Linked DNA regions of Homo sapiens: region 2 is linked to region 1. The links are chromatin contacts, found by Hi-C or POLR2A ChIA-PET in ENCODE. All regions are on one chromosome and are shown on one strand. The core of a region is the stretch at or near the end of the contact, and the rest is flanking DNA. Distances in the headings are between cores, read along the strand shown. Region 1 holds the start of SRRM1 (serine and arginine repetitive matrix 1). Region 2 has its middle 50 kb from the start of CLIC4.

Evidence for each region. Hi-C counts contacts between places; a loop is a spot of excess contacts on that map. ChIA-PET counts read pairs that join two places held with the same protein, here RNA polymerase II (POLR2A). Pooled maps may share reads with other maps.
Region 2: a loop to region 1 is called in a map of cardiac septum, with 5 times the contacts of the local background. The contact joins the enhancer-like site here to the promoter of SRRM1 in region 1. A Hi-C loop is called at or near these places in 2 of 168 maps with a recorded cell type or tissue (cardiac septum and dorsolateral prefrontal cortex) and 7 of 50 pooled maps. POLR2A ChIA-PET finds 5 or more read pairs at or near these places in 14 of 52 experiments (AG04449, CD8-positive, alpha-beta memory T cell, Caco-2 and 11 more).

What each region holds. Positions count from the first base shown.
Region 1 is chr1:24,640,904-24,646,020 of GRCh38, forward strand. SRRM1 (serine and arginine repetitive matrix 1) reads left to right here and starts at 2,399. Exons shown (of 17, transcript NM_005839.4): 1 at 2,399-2,444; 2 at 5,081-5,117. The coding sequence starts at 2,424. RefSeq lists an enhancer at 1,971-2,070 and silencers at 2,141-2,460, 2,721-2,780.
Region 2 is chr1:24,692,514-24,697,679 of GRCh38, forward strand. No RefSeq gene overlaps it. Among named protein-coding and RNA genes, the nearest start is that of CLIC4, 50 kb to the right of the region's middle. RefSeq lists a silencer at 2,992-3,111. Within about 2 kb of position 1,921, at least 14 of the 41 ENCODE cell types and tissues checked have a DNase peak (open chromatin) inside an H3K27ac peak, as active enhancers do.

The sequences.
Region 1 (5,117 bases), core at 1,149-3,648:
TCCTTGAAACTGAGAGGTGGAGGTTGCAGTGAGCCGAGATCCTGCCACTGCACTCCAACCTGGGCAGACAGAGCAAGACCCCATCTGCGGGGGGGCAGTGGGGACTTTAAGTTTGCCCAGTAGATATCCAGGAGTAGGTCAGCGTGGTGGCTCATGCCTGTAATCCCAGCAGTTTGGGAGGCCGAGGCGGGAGGATCAGTGAAGGTTGGGAGTTTGAGACCAGACTGGCCAACATGGCAAAACCCCATCTCTACTAAAAATACAATAATTAGCCGCGCGTGGTGGTGCGCACCTGTAGTCCCAGCTGCCAGGGAGGCTGAAGCAGGAGAATCGCTTGAACCCGGGAGGCAGAGGTTGTAGTGAGCCGAGATCGCGCCACTGCACTTCAGCCTGGGCGACAGAGCGAGACTCGGTCTCAAAAAAAAAAAAAAAAGATATCTGGAAGTAGAGCATTCTAGATTACATCAAAGACGAAATAGCGTGCATCAGGTAGGATTTTGGCTTTTGTTCTAACAAAAATGAGAGGCTGCTGGAAGGTTTTGAGAAAAGTGTCTGATTAAGGTTTTCTAACAGAACTACCCTGCCGGCTACACTTAGAGTAGATGCTGAGTGGCCAGGGTAGAAGCAGGAAGACCACTTAGGGGGTTAGCGCAGTTCAGGGAAGAGACGATGGTGCCCTGAACCACGATGACAGCAGGGAGGGTTTCTTGATGGTTTGAAAGCCGAGGTAAAGGAAAGGAGTCAAGAGTAACACACGCTTGCGTCCTACACCAAAGGAAAGCCACTGCGGTCAGCGGGAGCCAGGGAAGACCCTGGGAAGGGCAGGTGGTTTGTGGTTTTGGTGGATGGAGGGCGAAGGAATCAGGATTTCAACTTGGGGCACGTGGGACGGTCAAGAGAGAAGTCTGAGCTGGAGATGCAGGGATGTCTCCAGCACACAGCTAGTGTCTCCAGCCACGAGAGCAAACACACACATACTTTCAGGTGGGCTAAGTGCCATGGAAAAAAAGAGAAAAGGGAGGCGAGAGTGTGTGTGGGGGCGGGAACGATGCAAAAGATGGCCGGAGGAGGCCTTTCTGAGAAAGGGACGCCGGCTTTCCCTCCGAGAAAGGGAAGCGAGAAGGGCGAGAAGCGCTTGCGAAAAAGCTGGCAGAGTGGGGCCGGGCGCGGTGGCTCAGGCCTGAAGTCCCTGCACTTTGGGAGGCCAGGAGTTCGAGACCAGCAACAGAGCGAGACCCCCATCTCTGCTTTATTAGATAAAAATAACTTTTTTTTTTGAGACAGTCTCGCTCTGTCACCCAGGCTGGAGTGCAGTGGCGTGATCTCGGCTCACTGCAAGCTCCACCTCCCGGGTTAATGCCATTCTCCTGCCTCAGCCTCCCGAGTAGCTGGGACTACAGACGCCCGCCACCACGCCCAGCTAATTTTTTGTATTTTTAGTAGAGACGGGGTTTCACCGTGTTAGCCAGGATGGTCTCGATCTCCTGACCTCGTGATCCGCCCGCCTCGGCCTCCCAAAGTGCTGGGATTACAGGCGTGAGCCACCGCGCCCGGCCAATAATTTTCAAAATAAGAAAATCTAGCAGTGCGCATCCAACCCAAGGCCCTCGCAGCCAGAGCAGAGGCACCAGGGCGGCCAGGCGAGGCGCTGCGAGGAAGCTGGTGCTTCTCGGAGTCCGAGACCCGGGCTGGGGAGAGCCCGAGGCAGAGCCCGAGGACCACGGCTCTCTGGCGGGCGTCCTGCCCAGCGGCGTGATTACCGGGCCGCCGAAACCGAAACCCATCTACTGGACACTTCCAGCTTCCTCCAAAGGCTGAGCAAGCTGAGCTACAAGGCAGATTTCATGTCTGCTGCCAGGCTCGACCGCTTTACAGACAATCCTCTCTCGTCTGGTAAACGCGTAAAACCTACACAATCACAACTTTCACAACGAGAGGGAAGCCGCAGGCCTCTCGTCGGCGCACGGGCCGCCTCGCCCGCGTCACTCTGAGGTAACAGCCTTTCTCTTCAATCGCTTCATGGAACTCCAGGACGCCAAGCCTCTTCCACTACGGGTCGAAGGATGGGTCACGTCACATTGCGCGAACAAGGATGGTCACGCGCCACAAAAGGACTTGCAGGGCGGGGCGACTCGACGGCCTTCCCTTTTGCTCCCATTGGCTGCGGTCGTCAGGTTCGCCTCCTCCACTACCTACCGGGGAGTTTAGGGCCTGACAGAAGCCCGCCCCCGCTGGCGCTCGTGCGCACGCGTGGCGGGCTCTCGGCGCACTGAGCAGGCGCGGCCTCGTGTCGGCCGGAGGGGGCGGGCGCAACGACGCGCGCTGCGTCCCGGCGCTCGGCTTTCCCTCCGCCGGTCCCGCCCTCCGTCGCGGCGGCGCGGTGTACCCTGGGATAGGGAGCGATCTCCGAGCGAGGCGGCAAGATGGACGCGGGATTTTTCCGCGTAAGTAGAAGCGCCGGGCGCCGGGGTGAGGCCAGGGACTTCTCGGTAAGGCCTGGTAGGAGACCTTAGCTTGGCACAGGGTGGCCAGCGAGGGGAGCTTCGGAGATCTTAAGGATTCCTCCTAGAGCCGGCGCACCCCCCCCCCCCCCGTGCGCTGCGGCGGAGACCGGTGCGCCCCTGCGCAGTCTCCTCCTCCGGAATGGTCCCCCCTACGCGGCGGCGACGGTGGCCGGAAAATGGCGGCGGGAATGGGCCGGGATGGTACCTCGCTGCCCGCCTGCCTGGCGGGGCCTGCAGGCCGAGCGCCGTGCGTGCCGCCGGGTCCTGGGGCCTAGCGGAGCCGGAGGAGGAAGTCCCGAGTGGGAGGCCAAAGGAAAGCCCTAAGGTCACTGGTGGCGGCAGGGCAGGGAGAATATGGTTTGGGGGTACATCTTGGGAGAGCACCTTAGGGGAGGGAGAACAGGAAGAAGCATTCAGCGGCTTTTTTTGAAAAAGCGCCCTCCCCGCCCCCCAACGTCCTCCCTCCAGGTCCTAAGCCTTCGTGGAGGCGCCAGGTCAGGGTTCGCGGGAGCTCCCGCCCAATTTGATATCCCTTCAGGGAGGGGGACGTAGATAACTTGTTGGGACAATGTGAATTTAAGGTTCTGTGAGGGTAGAGGGTGCAACGAAAACTATGCGCGGGTATGGAGGCAGGTTGTGGAGTGATTCAATTCCTTCCCGCCCTCCACATCCCTCACCACCCGCCACCATCGTGTTTTACTCTTGGAGTCCGCTGGTGAAAGGTAACTCTTACCTAGGCTCTGCCAGCGTCGTCTGCCCATCGCCTGCAGGCAGGGAAGTTACTCCGTCGTAGTTGGTTCTCGGGGCCCACACTTTATCAGGCTCGTGCTGGAGCCTGTGTGTCCCATAGTCCCCTCCTGTAGGAAATTAGTACTAGATCAAGATCTAGAAGGGACACAGGACTAGAGTTGAGCACCATTGGTCTCTCAGGGCTTGCAAACTGTTAATGCAGAATGAAGTCGTATAGAAACTAGTTGATCTAAGCCAATATATCCGTTTTCTGAAATACACGTTAGCTCTTCTCTTTAGAGCATGTAATTTGCAGTTTGTGTGTTTTCAAAGGAAAAATTGGAAGGGAGGAGGGCCAGAACTTTAGTAAAAATATCTTTGGACACTCCGAATTGGACATTGAAATCCTTCTTTAATTGGCTTTAAATATGCCAACGAGTTTTTCGTCATGTTAGAATGTTATCCCCCAAGTATTTTACCTAAGAACAACCAGCTGTTCTTAGGCAAACAGTAAGATACTTATTTTGGAATGATAGTTTCAGATTAGCGTATCGAATTTGCAAACTGCTTATGAACTGTCCATTTTGTAATTTCCATCAAAGTGTTTTGTAGTAAATATTCAATATTTTCTGCAGTGCAAGTAGTATTTTGAAACAAGTGAAAGCCTTTTCTGACTTTTGTCAAAATATTTTCTGTGGAAAGGAGTCCAAATAAATAAAAGAGTAAGGTGATTGATGAGCAAATTTTAACATGAAGTTTGCTTGTGGTATTGGTAAAGGTCTGGGAGAGGGGCGAGTTTTTAGTACACAGCCTACAATTGCTTAAATACAAGAGTTAACTGGATTTAAGATCCAAGTTAAAATATTTTAGGGTCATTATCTAGTACCCTGCCAACCAGATGAACTATTTCAGGTAGTATAGAAGTTATATCTTCCATTCAATGAACTTCTTCCACATGCCAGATACTTTACATATGTTATTTCTGGTATGTACACAGCAACCCTGCAGAGTAGGTTTCTATACCTCTATTTTAGCAGGGAAGGAACTATCCTCAGAGAGGCTGGGTAACTTGGTTTACGATCTTACGGCTAAGTAGTGGCACAGTTTTTACCTTCTCAAACAAAATTTTTTTTGATCGCTTTCCAGGGGACTGTGGCCAACTCAGTGAACCAATCAGTACATTTCAGATGGCACAGCCAGTTATTTCCGTGTTTAATTGGGCCAGTAGGAATGACAAAATGAAAAGAATAATTAGTGATCACTCGATGATCTAAGGTAGTATTTGTAAGCTTTCATTTTTCCAGGTTCTTTGCTGAAATTGAGTTTATTTAGGTAACCCTGTCTTCTTCACTCATTCCAAGTTCCTAAAAGTTGTAGAAGACTAACAGCACAGTCCTGGGATGTTCTTTTTTCCTTTCACCCTGTTTGTATGCATTGCCACAGTAGTTTTGCAAGCATGCAACTGGCTTTCAAAAAAGAATGAAATTTCAAATACTTCAATGTGTTCTCATTTAAACAGAAAAGCCCTACGTATCTATTAGCATAGGAAAAGGTGTGAAAGGATACAAATCAAATCTAACATTGGATATGAGGAGGTGTTGGCTTTATGCTGTATACTGTTGTTTTAGGTTTGACTTATGATGAACATATACTTGATAATTTAAAAATCCAGTCAAGTTTTCCAAGTATCAGCTACATTGGGGAAGGAGTATGCATTTCTCATCTATGAAAACTAGTTTGGTATTGTGTTTACTTGGTTACCCTATTTTGGCTATAAAGGTCGTAGGTGATAAAAAGTAAGGATTTAACTTTGAACCCTTAGTTAAGATGTGGTTCTCTTCCTGCAGGGAACAAGTGCAGAACAGGATAATCGGTTCAGCAACA
Region 2 (5,166 bases), core at 671-3,170, 51 kb after region 1:
CAAGCGGGCTCTCCATAGCAGCTAGCTTTCCCCAGAGCGATGATGACGATGACGATGACGATGATGATGATGATGATTGTGTGTGTGATAGAGAGAAGGAAGCCACAGTGCCTTCTACAACCTGCACACTATCATCTTTGCTTTTTTTCTATTCATTAGAAGCAAGTCACTATGTCCAGCCCACAGCCAAGGGAAGCATAACTAGGATTCCTTTTAAAGGAAGTGCCAAAGAACGCATGGACTGATTTTAAACCACACCGTAGTGACGCCACTCGAGCTGCTGGAGGAAGCCCTCACCTGAGGACTCACCTCGAATCCAGTTAATTCCCCTTATGGTGAAGCCAGTTTGACCTAGGTTTTCTAAGTCATACCATTCAAAGAATGATTTTTATCTTCCTCATCTTATCCTCCAGATCTGCCTTGTCTGACTATGCTCCTTTTATGGGCAGTGGTGGGAGCTGGGCCCAGACTCTAGGGGAGGAAGGGTGGACCCTTCTCACCTTCTCAGTCTTTGGTCCTATTTTTTTTCTTTTTTTTTGAAAAGGGGTCTCACTTTGTCACCCAGGCTGGAGTGCAGTGGAGCTATCATGGCTCACTTGCAGCCTCAACCTCCCAGGCTCAGATGATTCTCTCACTTCAGCGTCTCAAGTAGTTGGGACTACAGTCTCACACCACCATATCTGGCTAATTTTTTTGTATTTTTAATATAGATGGGTTTTCGCCATGTTGCCCAGGCTGGTCTCGAATTCTTGGGCTCAAGCAATCCTCCTGCCTCAGTCTCCCCAAGTGCTGGCATTATAGGCGTAAGCCACCACATTTGGCCTTGGTCCTTTTTTTTTGTTTTTTTTTTTTGTTTGTTTTTGTTTTTGAGATGGAATCTCACTCTGTTGCCCAGGCTGGAGTGCAGTGGTGCGATCTCGGCTCACTGCAAGCTCCCCCTCCTGGGTTCACGCCATTCTCCTGCCTCAGCCTCCGAGTAGCTGGGACTACAGGTGCCCACCGCCACTCCTGGCTAATTTTTTGTATTTTTAGTAGAGACGGGGTTTAACCGTGTAAGCCAGGATGGTCTCAATCTCCTGACCTCGTGATCTGCCCACTCGGCCTCCCAAAGTGCTGTGATTACAGGTGTGAGCCACCAAGCCCGGCCTAATTTTTGTATTTTTAGTAGAGACGGGGTTCCACCATGTTGGCCAGGCTGGTCTCGAACTCCTGAACTCAGGTGGTCTGCCCACCTTGGCCTTCCAAAGTGCTGGATTACAGGTGTGAGCCACCATGCTCAGCCTTGGTCCTTTATACTACAAGCCTGGGCAACATAGTGGGTACACACTACTGTCCCATGGCCACCAGTGATGCTGGGTACAGGAAAACCACATTGTTCTATGGACTCCTGACCATGGTACTCATCCTTCCACTGGCCACTCCTGCTAAGACATGGCTTTTCCATCCTGTAATTGCCCTTAAACATTGGGCAACAATTTCCAGGTCTCTCTGGGTCAGTCCCTTCGGGGGAAGGAAGACAGAGGAATCATGTGGCCAGGTGGGAAGAGCTCTGGGCCAGCTTCCACTCAGCCTTGCTGTGTGACCTTGAGGAAGTCCCTGCTCCTCTCTGGGCCACAGTTTCCTCCTTTTTGAATGCAGAAGGTTGTATTAACATATCTGAGGATGCTTTGGGGTTTTCTTAGTTCACTTCTGTCCAGAGAAGATGATGAAATTTTAGGAGCAGCCTCACTTCCAACACACCGGGTCTTGCGTGGTCATTCATACCCCGGCAGAGAAAAAGCTGCATACTTCATGCCCTTTGCCCTTCACCATCTCATCTGATCCTCCCAGCAGCCAGCAAGGACACGGGGCAAGGCACTGGAGGCAACAGAGGCTCAGCAGCAAGACAGGGTACGTGCAGAGAGCTGCGGGACAGACGTGGCCTCACCAGCAGGACCCGTGATTAAACAGCAGCTGTGGTTCACTAAGTGCTTTCTGCTTATTATGTGCCAAGTACTTCACATGTGGCTGCTTTGTGTCATTCTCACATCAAACCTGATGGGTGGTTACTATAATTATCTCCTTTTACAGATAAGGAAACTGAAGCCCAGAGGGGTGGAGTAACTAGTCCAGCAAAAGTAAGCCATGTAACTGGGATTCAAATTCAGCTTGAACATCTCAGCACTCATCTGTTTTCGATCACATAACACTCCCTCTAGGCATTCACAGGAGCTCAAGGATAGGAGTAGGGAGGGGAAAGCTAGGAGTCCGAAGACTTGAGGGGCCAGGCATGGTGGCATGCACCTGTAATCCCAGCATTTTAGGAGGCTGAGGTGGGAGGATGGCTTGAGCCCAAGAGATCAAGGTTGCAGTGAGCCGTGATCGTGCCACTGCACTCCAGCCTGGGAAACAGAGAAAGACTATGTCTTGGAAATGGTAGAGGACCTTTAAAAAATAAAGAATAAAAAAGTACAAAACCAAAGACTTGCGCAGATGCGGTGGCTCACGCCTGTAATCCCAGCACATCAAGAGGTCGAGGCGAATGGATCACCTGAGGTCAGGAGTTTGAGACCAGCCTGGCCAACCTTGCGAAACCTCGTCTCTACTAAGAATACCAAAATTTGTCAGTTGCGGTGGCAGGCGCAGTGGCGGGCGCCTGTAATCCCAGCTACTTGGGAGGCTGAGGCAGGAGAATCGCTTGAACTCGGGAGGCAGAGGTTGCAGTGAGCCAAGATCACACCATTGCCATTGAACTCCAGCCTAAGCAACAAGAGCGAGATTCCGTCTCAAAACAAAGCAAAACAAAACAAAAACAAAGACTTAGGTTCACGAACAAACTCTGAACACTTACTAATTCTAAGGCCAGGGTAAATCTTTCATCTTGCTCAGCCTCAGTTTCCTTATCTGTAAAATGGGGATCATAATTTGTCATCCAAATTGTGAGGATTGGGTAAAAACATTTTTAATAAGGGCATGTATGTGAGCATCCCCCATGTATGGCAAAGAAGTTGTCTAAATTTAAGAGGTTGTTGTTTTTCTTAATCTCAGAGCAGGAGCCAGGGCAGGAAGTAGGCAGGCTGATTAGGGCGGCCAAGTGTCCCTGCCCAAGAGTGACTACTTCCGTCCCTGGTGTTCTTCATTAAGTCCCCAGGAAAGGAGGAGGGTGGGCCGGAAGAAAGGGCAAAGCTCTAGGTCCTTATCTAGAACTCTGCCTCCATGCAAGAGCCCTCCAAGGGAAGAGAAGTTCTGGATTATCACCACTGAGCTCCAAGCATGCCAGAGGGCTCAGCAGGGAGAAAGTCTGTCAGCACCTGACCCAGCAACAGCTGGGGAGAGGCCTGGATGGGTAGGTTGCATGCCTCCCCCTCAGCCTGTGTCATGGCCCTGCCCTGGCCTCATGGTCCAGGACTCAGTCCCCATAGCCTGTCCTACCAAGGGGAACACCAGACTCCAGCACTGCGATGCACAAATGCCAAACCCTCCCAAGGGGCAGCTTTGGCAAGTGACTGGAACTGGAGTCAGGAGGCGCCGGCTCTTGTTCTGGTTTTGTCCCTTCTCCTCGCTGGGTATCAGCATCCCTACTGTGGAATAAGGGACATTCCCTCGAGGGCATTTACATAGTGTGGATCTGGCGTACCACTTGCTACCCCTGCCACAAAGTGTTGTTCCTTGTGCCTTCTTCCTGGGCTGCTGGAGAAAAGGCTCATGCCACATGTGCTGCCCTCTCTGGGTGTGGTCAACAGCTCCCCAGCCCAGGACACTCAAGTGTGACACCCAGATGACACTCAAGTCATCTGTGTCATTTTCTGTTTCTGGTGCTTCCTGAATTCCAGTTCTTTCTTGTTCCCAAGTAGATGGAGAGCTCCCTGAGGACAAGCAACTGGGGTCTCCTTACCCCTCCCCAAGAACTAGGGCTTAGCACAGAGTAGACCCTCAGGGCTGGTTAGCAGCTGTGCTGTTGGGCCATCCTTGAGGCCCTTGATGAACATGGCCTCCATCACCAGTGCCTGTTGCAGCGTTCTGGCCACACAGGGAGGAACCCCAGTTTCTGCTCCTGGTTCTGCTCAACTCAGTCTGCAGGACTTTAGGCAAGGCTCTGTCAAAAGCATCTGTGGTTTTTCAAAATGTGCCAGGTGGAGGCCAGGCGTGAAGTGGATAATCCTCAGGGGCAGATGGGGACTGGTACTCCAGCCCTCACCCCACCATCCAGAGCTGCTCCATTCTTAGCTTTTAGCTTTTACACACTGGGATTCCACAATAGTGACTTCGCAGCTTCACAGAGGTAAAATTGACATACAATAAACTGACATATTGACATAAAATAAACTGACACATTGAGCATGTAAAATATACTTTTTTTTTTTTTTTTTAAAGACAGAGTCACACTCTGTTGCCCAGGCTAGAGTTCAGTGGCGCAATCTCTGCTCACTGCAGCCTCTGCCTCCTGGGTTCAAGTGATTCTCCAGCCTCAGCCTCCGGAGCAGCTGGGATTACAGGCATCCGCCACCATACCTGGCTAATTTATTTGTTTTTTTGTTTGTTTTTGTTTTAGAGACGGAGTTTCGCTCTGTCGCCCGGCTGGAGTGCAGTGGCACAATCTCAGCTCACTGCAACCTCCGCCTCCTGGTATCCGGAATTGGTTCTTTCCGGTGGGTTCTTGCTCTGCTGACTTCCAAGAATGAAGCCGCGGACCCTTGCAGTGAGTGTTACAATTCTTAAAGATGGTGTGTCCAGAGTTTGCTCCTTCAGATGTTCAGATGTGTCTGGAGTTTCTTCCTGCCAGTGGGTTCGTGGTCTTGCTGACTTCAGAAGTGAAGCCGCAGACCTTTGCAGTGAGTGTTACAGCTCTTAAAGGTGGTGTTTCCAGAGGCGTTTGTTCCTTCCAGTGGGTTCATGATCCCGCTGACTTCAGGAGCGAAGCTACAGACCCTCACAGTGAGTGTTACAGCTTTTAAAGGTAGACTGGATCCAAAGACTAAGCAGCAGCAAGATTTATTGCAAAGAGCAAAAAAACAAATCTTCTACAGCAAGGAGAGAAACCCAAACAGGTTACCGCTGGGAGCTCAGGTGGCCAGCTTTTATTCCATTACTTGGCCTCGCCCATGTCCTGATGATTGGTCCATTTTACAGAGCACTGATTGGTCCATTTTACAGAGTGCTGATTGGTCCATTTTTACAGAGTGCTGA